2 separate regions of the Homo sapiens genome follow, and region 2 is linked to region 1. A link is an interaction called in ENCODE POLR2A ChIA-PET data of the cell type or tissue named here. Cell type or tissue: Panc1. All regions are shown on one strand. Links, peaks and the distances in the headings refer to the core of each region. The heading gives the core; the rest is flanking DNA. Region 1 overlaps LOC101927421 (a long non-coding RNA gene). Region 2 overlaps LOC101927421 (a long non-coding RNA gene).

The links. Peaks named below come from ENCODE experiments on the same cell type or tissue, not always from the same donor. Only the 100,000 strongest peaks of a DNase experiment are listed, where the experiment ranks them.
Region 2: POLR2A ChIA-PET joins it to region 1 with 5 read pairs; 2 of 35 experiments call an interaction of 5 or more read pairs at or near these places.

The regions. Positions count from the first base shown.
Region 1 is chr5:125,247,261-125,251,659 of GRCh38, reverse strand. The region is part of intron 4 of LOC101927421 (a long non-coding RNA gene); the gene reads right to left. Among named protein-coding and RNA genes, the nearest start is that of LINC02240, 240 kb to the left of the region's middle. In Panc1, for the core only: no CTCF peak of the experiment used is centred there; no DNase peak of the experiment used is centred there; H3K27ac peaks cover 1,136 bases.
Region 2 is chr5:125,304,848-125,309,246 of GRCh38, reverse strand. All of the region lies in intron 4 of LOC101927421 (a long non-coding RNA gene), which reads right to left. Among named protein-coding and RNA genes, the nearest start is that of LINC02240, 190 kb to the left of the region's middle. In Panc1, for the core only: no CTCF peak of the experiment used is centred there; no DNase peak of the experiment used is centred there.

The DNA.
Region 1 (4,399 bases), core at 295-4,294:
CCTGTGAGTAGAAGGAACAAAATTTCCTATCAAAGATTCTGCTTAGCATCAGCATGGATTCATTTTTAAGTCAGAAAAGCATCCTTTCTCACCACCTTACAAATTTTGGCCAACCATCATCCTCAAATAATCTCTTTTTCACATACTACCTCTTCATACTGAGATCACATCCCCCAAATCCCAGCAGAGACCTTCAGACAGTGCAGTGGAAAACAAACAGCTCAAAAATTAGATTTGGGTTCATATTCCACACCTTCATTTAACACCTGGGTGTCTTCAGATAGGTGCCTTATCTCTAGATCTTCAGCAACTTTATCAGTGAGAAGTCTTCTTGCCCTCCAGAACTGTCTGGGGGACTTGAAGAGACAGCAAGTGCAAAACGCCTGTGGTTGACATTCAAGAAAGATCCCTTGCCTTGGCTTCTGGTCTTGGGACTCAAAAAAAATTCACATGGACATAGCAAAAAAAAAAGAACCCATTTTTAAGAAGTACTTGCTACTACAAAAATAAATTTACCAGAGATTACTTCAAAGCAAGAAATTACATTAATGCATTCTTAGCCAGGAAAGACATTATTTCACCCCACAACCTCAAGTTTTCTAAAATCCAAATTTGCATTGGTAGCTTGGCAAAGCCTGTGTTGATATCCTAGGCAGCACCTGAGAGGATCTCATGAGTGGATCAATTCTTCTTCTAGAGAAGACAAGCATTCATAGGGAAGCCCTACTTATGTAAACATAAGCAGAAATTTCTCTAAGATCTTAAATAAGGTCCTTGTGTAATCTACCCATGATTACCTATATACACACTTAAACACATAAAAACTTTTTTTGTATAAGCCTGTGATGATGTGGCTCAAAAAATAAATACTTGTTTGAAATCCTATCATTTTACTTAGACTCAAATTTATGAATCTTATTGGGATTCCAAATTAGACATTAGAGTGTAAAGATACTGTTCACACAGTAATGAAAAAATGGTCAAGTTGGGCTCAGTATATAGATCTTCTTGGACCTCATTATAGGAGATGAAACTAGAAATTGGACTTGGAATTGGAACTGGGGGGTGGTGGAGGTGGTAAGAGACGAGCTACGCTTGATGTAAACAATGCTTTTTCACTCGATTTTATTCTTTGGGGAAACACACAGATAAACCTCATTAAGTCAATATGGGTCTAGTAAAAATGGCCCCCAATTCTAAATAGCTCTGATTCCTCAGCCAAATAGATGCTCCCTTATTATTTAATTAAAGCATCAGATAACTCAAACTGGTTCAGATAGTGGTGATCCATGCTTTCATATTGGTGAGGTTTTCCCTATTGTCTTGAATTGGAGTTTCAAAACACAATAGTGAAACAGAATACCAAACAGTATAGACCCTACCTGCTCAGAATGTCCATCAGTTTACACACATGTACACGCACACACAGGTACATGCACAAAGAAACATAAACACACACTGATATTGCTTGAGATTGCTTCTCAAGTGAATGAAATAACCAATAGGTAAAGCTCAAAATGTCAAACATAAGTAGAGAAAGCCAAGCAAATGAAGATCTATTCCAATTGTACCCTTCAGGAAGCCAAAGAGAAATAAAACGCTTTCATGCAGTTTGTGAAAATGGGAAAGAGAAACTAATTCTTTTACTAGAAGCCCAAAAGTTAAAATATGCAACTGCAACTTAATTCTGAATCAATCATGGGACAAATTCACTTTTATGATGTTTGAGGTAGATTTCACACTGTAAATCACACTAAAACCTACCCTCCCAAACTGCAGCACACTCAGGAACTTATCCATCTTGAAATTAGATTAAAGACTTTTTGTTACATCATTGAGTCTATTTGGAACAAAAGTTTTGTGAACTCAGGAAGGTCAGAAAGAAACAGGAATTACAGCAAACAAAGGAAAGCTTGGGTGAACTTTTCTGAACTTTAGAGGTATTTCAATTTGGTTCATAATGACCCTCGAGAAAGAAGATCAAATACATTTTTATTTGCTTCTTCATCAAGACCACAAATAGGTCTTCACAGCGCAAAGCAAGGCCCAAGTGCATGTGATTCAGAAATGATGTACTTGTGTGGGTAGCCAGCTCTGTGCCTGGACTGCAGCAGGCATGCAACAAAGGTGTTTGAATGGAGTGTAACTTTTATCCAGATGACCCACAGTTCTAGGTCTCTTTTCTGCCTTTAAGTAACTGCAGATAACTGGTTTCAATATATATAAAAAAAAATCTGTAACACTGCTTTACTCTGTTTTTTTATTTGTTCTCTTCCGATTTATAAGGCAGCAAATGTTTGAGGACTAGTACCAGGCATTATGCTGTATGTGGGAGATACATGATGCATAAGATGAGTTTCCAACCTCAAGAAATGCACCAACTATCAGAAGAGCTCACAAAGTTTGTTTTCAAGTGCTAAATTATAGAAGTGAGACTGATCCTTGCAAAGCTTTGGTAGGACACTTCACACAAATGTTGCTTCTCTGCAGCATACTGACGGATGAAACACCTGAAAAATCTGGCTTAATCTCTTTTTTTTTTCTGTAGACAACTTAATGCAACAATTTAACGGTAACATAGTAGAAAAATTCCAAACACATTATCTAGTGAATAAAAGAAACAAATATGCTACTGCAATAAAAGGCACTGTGCAGAACTATGCATTGGATATTTTTAAAGCTTTTTTTTTAAATCTTGACTTTCATGTAAATAGAAGAGTCACTTCTCTGGAAGAAGAACAACTTAGTTGCAACTACAACTAAATGTTTCTTTATTGAGTGGTTACACTTTTCCCAGAGGCAAATTTCAGATAACTCACAGCTGCTCATTACAAAATTATGCATTTAAAACACAGAGAAAATATCTATGTTTGATAGTAGAAGTGGCGAATGTTTAAAAATGTTAATCGATTAAATTTGTATTTGAATATTTACAATGATAGAATATAATGTCAAAATAGTATTTTGTGTCTTTCTATTTTATGTGATGCCCACAGTCAGAATGAATTTCTTACTATCCGAAGCAATCTACAGATTCAGTGCAATCCCTTCACAGAAATAGATAAAACAATCCTAAAATTTGTACTTAATCACACACAAAAAGCTCACATAGCCAAAGCAATCTTGAGTAAAAAGAACAAATCTGGAGGCATCACACTACCTGACTTCAAAATATACTTCAAAGCTATAGTAACCAAAACATCATGGCACTGGCATAAAAACAGACACATAGACCAATGCAACAGAACAGAGAACAGAGAAATAAATCCACAAAGGTGCCAACATTTGTGGATTTATTTCCACATATAAATGGGGTACATGTAAACAAACACTGAAGGAAGGACAGCCTCCTTAACAAATGGTGCTTGGAAAACCAGATATCCATATGCAGAAGATGCAAATTAGACCCCTATCTCTCACCACATATGAAAATCAGCTCAAAATGGATTAAAGACTTAAATGAAAGACCCAAAACAATAAAACTACTCGAAGAAAACACAGGGAAAACACTTCAAGAAATTGGTCTAGACAAAGATTTTTTGGATAAGACCTCTGAAGCCCACAGGCAACAAGAACAAAAATAGACAAATGAGATTACACAAAACTAAACAGTTTCTGTGCAGCAAAGGAAACAATCAATGGAGTGAGGAGACAATCTGCAGAATGGAAGAAAGTATTTTCAAACTATCCATCTGATGAGAAATTAATATCCAAAATATATAAAGAACTCAAACAAGTAACAGCACCAGCAATAATAATAATAATAATCTGATTAAAACTGGGAAAATGATTTTAATAGGCTTTTCTCAAAAGACAACATACAAAATGACTAACTGGTTTACAACAAAATGCTCAAGATCATTAATCATCAGAGAAATGCAAATCAAAACCACAATGAGACATTATCTGACCCCAATTAAAATGATTATGACCCAAAAGACAAAATATAGCAAGTGCTGGTGAGGATGCAGAGAAAAGAGAACTCTTATATACCGTAGATAAGAATGTAAATTAGTGCAGACATGAAAAACAGCATGGCATTTCCTCAAAAATCTAAAAAAAGAAATATCATATGATCTAGTAATCCCACTACTAAGTATATTTTGAAGAAATCAGTATGTTGAAGAGATATTTGTATGCCCATGTTTATTGCAGCACTATTCGCAATAATCAAGAGATAGAATAAACGTTAAGTGCCCATCAATGGAAGAATGGATAAAGAAAATGTGGTATATATGCACAATAGAATATTATTCAGCCACAATAATAATGAAATCCTGTTATTTGTGGCAACATGGATAAGCCTGGGGAACATTATGTTAGGTGAAATAGGCTAGTCACAGAAAGACAAAAAACATGTTATCACTCACATATAGGAGCTGAAAATGTTGATCCTACA
Region 2 (4,399 bases), core at 84-4,083, 58 kb before region 1:
AGTCAACTCTTGGTAGTAGGATATAATTTAGTCAGAATAAATAACTTGAGCAGTTATAAATATACTACTTAATACAAGCATGGTCTGAAAGAATTACAACCCCTTCAAGGATGTTTAATATTTTACCAAAAGATTACTTCGACACCAGAGAAAATTGTAGACTTATTTAGGGAGTTGGAGAAAAACATTTTGATAAATATTATTTATATTTAGGTTTCGTGGTCAAACTTTCTGATCTTAATTTAACTACAACATAAAAATTATTCATCAATATTTTAAATGCAATTCTAATAATAAAGTGTGTATCATTTCATCAATTGGGTATTTAGGTTTGAATTGTCAATAACATTCATGTGGTGCACATCATTTTTGAGACATTCACCCTATTGTCCTTTTATATTATTTATTCTCTACCTACCTTCACACAATTTCTTTTCTAGGGTTTAGTCATTAATTTGCTCTCTATACATGTCTGTTAGCTAGATATGAAAACTTGAAAACTTTTTTTAATTGTTGTGCTCTTGAAATCTAACTACTCATTTCTATACACAAATAATTTTCAAGCTGAGAACCAAATCAGGAACTCAATTACATTTACAATAGCCAAGATAAAAATAAAATGTCTAGGAATAAATTCAACCAAAGAGGTAAGTTATCTCTACAAGGAGAGCTACAAAACACTGATGAAAGAAATTATAGATGACACAAACAGATGGAAGAACATCACATTCTCACAAATCAGAAGAATCAATATTTCTTAAATGATCATACTGCCCAAAGAAATCTATAGATTCAATGAAATTCCTATCAAACTACCAATATTATTCTTCACAGAATTAGAAAAAAATTCCTAAAGTTCATATGAAACCAAAAAACAAAACAAAACAAAACAAAAGCCCAGTAGCCAAAGCAATCCTAAACAAAAAGAATGAAGCCAGAGGCATCACAGTACCCAACTTCAAATTATAGTACAAGGCTATAATAACTAAAACAGCATGGTACTGGTACAAAAATAGACACATAGGTGAATGGAACAGAATAGAGAACCTAGAAATAAAACCATATACTTCCAACGAACTGATCTTTGACAAAGCCAACAAAAATAAACAGTGGGGAAAAATGGCTAGCCACATGCAGAAGAATGAAACTGGACCTCTATTTCTCACGATATACAAAAATTAACTCAAGATGGATTAAAGACTTAAATTTTAAAACCTGAGACTATAAAAGTCCTAAGAAAAACTCTTCTGGCCTAGGCAAAGTATTTATGACTAAGACCCCCAAAGAAAATTCAACAAAAAACAATAACAGACAAATGGGACATAATTAAATTTTCAAAAGTTCTGCACAGCTAAAGAAGTAACAGGATAAATGGACAATCTAGAGAATGGGAGAAAATATTTGCAAATTATGCTTCAACAAAGGGTTAATAGCCAGAATCTACAACAAACTCAAACATTTCAACAAGAAAAAAAAAAAACCCTATTAAAAAGTGGGCAAAGAACATGAACAGAATTTCTGAGAGGAAGACTGAGAAAGACCTTTCCCAGAGGAAGACATACAAGTAGCCAAGAAACATTTAAAAGGCTCAACATCACTAATCATCAGAGAAATGGGATATCAACTTATACCAGTCAGAATGACTATTATCAAAAAGTCAAAAAACAACAGACGTTAGTGTGGATACTGAGAAAAGGGTATGCTTATACACCGTTGGTAGGAATGTTAATTAGTAACACCTCTACAGAAAACAGTAAAGAGATTTCTCAAAGAAGTAAAAATAAAACTACCATTATACCCAGCAATCCCATTGCTGGCTATCTACTAAAAGGAACAGAAATCTTCCAGGCACGGTGGCTCATGCCTATATTCCCAGCACTTTCAGAGGCCAAGGCAGGCGGACCACGAGGTCAGAAGATCAAGACCAGCCTGGCTAACATGGTGAAACCCTGTCTCTACTAAAAAAATACAAAAAATTAGCTAGGCGTGGTGGCAGACGCCTGTAGTTCCAGCTACTTGGAGGCTGAGGCAGGAGAATGGCATGAACCCAGGAGGCAGAGCTGGCAGTAAGCCAAGATCGCGCCACTGCACTCCAGCTTGGGTGACAGAGCGAGACTCCATCTAAAAAAAAAAAAGAACAGAGCTCATTATATTAAAAATATGCCTGAGCTAGTATTGCAGCACTATTCACAATAACAACAAAAAAAGGAACAGAAATCATTATATTAAAAATACACCCACTAGTCACAATAGCAAAGACACAGAATCAACCCAAGTGTCCATCGACAGTTGATTAAACTAAATGTGGTATGTATACACCACGGGATACTATGCAGCCATGAAAAAGAACAAAATCATGTCCTTTGCAGCAACATGAATGGAGCTGGAGGCTATCATCCTAAGTGAGTTAACTCAGAAACAGACAATCAAATACTACATCTTCTCATTTATAAAGTGTGAGCTACATGGATAGGAAGAATCAATATCATGAAAATGGCCATACTGCCCAAGGTAATTTATAGATTCAATGCCATCCCCATCAAGCTACCAAAGACTTTCTTCACAGAATTAGAAAAAAGTACTTTAAAGTTCACTTGTAACCAAAAAAGAGCCTGCATTGCCAAGACAATCCTAAGCCAAAAGAGCAAAGCTGGAGGCATCATGCTACCTGACTTCAAACTATACTACAAGGCTGCAGTAACCAAAACAGCATGGTAATGGTACCAGTACCAAAGCAGACATATAGACCAATGGAACAGAACAGAGCCCTCAGAAATAATACCACACATCTACAACCATCTGATCTTTGACAAAGCTGACAAAAACAAGAAATGGGGAAAGGATTCCCTATTTAATAAATGGTGCTGGGAAAACTGGCTAGCCCTAAGTAGAAAGCTGAAACTGGATCCCTTCCTTACACCTTACACAAAAATTAATTCAAGATGGATTAAAGACTTACATGTTAGACCTAAAACCATTAAAACCCTAGAAGAAAACCTAGGCAATGCCATTCAGGATATAGGCATGGGCAAGGACTTCATGTCTGAAACACCAAAAACAATGGCAACAAAAGCCAAAATTGACAAACGGGATCTAATTAAACTAAAGAGCTTTTGCACAGCAAAAGAAACTACCATCAGAGTGAACAGGCAACCTAAGAATGGGAGAAAATTTTTGCAACCTACTCATCTGACAAAGGGCTAATATCCAGAATCTACAAAGAACTCAAACAAATTTACAAGAAAAAAACAAACAACCCCATTAAAAATTGGGCGAAGGATATGAACAGACACTTCTCAAAAGAAGACATTTATGCAGCCAAAAGACACACGAAAAAATGCTCATCATCACTGGCCATCAGAGAAATACAAGTCAAAACCACAATGAGATACCATCTCACACCAGTTACAATGGCGATCCCTAAAAAGTCAGGAAACAACAGGTGCTGGAGAGGATGTGGAGAAATAGGAACACTTTTACACTGTTGGTGGGACTGTAAACTAGTTCAAGCATTGTGGAAGAGAGTGTGACGATTCCTCAAGGATCTAGAACTAGAAATACCATTTGATCCAGTCATTCTATTACTGGATATATACCCAAAGGATTATAAATCATACTGCTATAAAGACACGTGCACACATATGTTTATTGCGGCACTATTCACAATAGCAAAGACTTGGAACCAACCCAAATGTCCATCAATGATAGACTGGATTAAGAAAATGTGGCACATATACGCCATGGAATACTATGCAGCCATAAAAAAATGATGATGTCATGTCCTTTGTAGGGACATGGATGAAGCTGGAAACCATCATTCTCAGCAACCTATCACAAGGACAAAAAACCAAACACCGCATGTTCTCACTCATAGGTGGGAACTGAACAATGAGAACACTTGGACACAGGAAGGGGAACATCACACACCGGGGCCTGTTGTGGGGTTGGGGGAGGGGGGAGGGATAGCATTAGGAGATAAACCTAATGTAAATGACGAGTTAATGCGTGCAGTACACCAACATGGCACATGTATACATATGTAACAAACCTGCACGTTGTGCACATGTACCCTAGAACATAAAGTATAATAAAAAAAAGTGGGAGCTCAACAATGGAAATATATGGACATAAATATGGAAACAATAGAGACTGGGGATTCCAAAAAGGGGCAGATTGAGAGGGAGGTGAGGGTTGAAAAATTACCTATTGGGTACAAAAGTCGCCGTTTGGGTTATGTGCACACTAGAAGCCCAAACTCCACCATTACACAATATGTTCATGTAACAAACCTGCACATGTACCCAGAGTCTAAAATAAAATTAAATTTACAAAATAAAAATTAGTTACTGTATGAAGAAGCTGAGCTAACCTACAAGGAGAAAATCAAGGTACCCTGTTT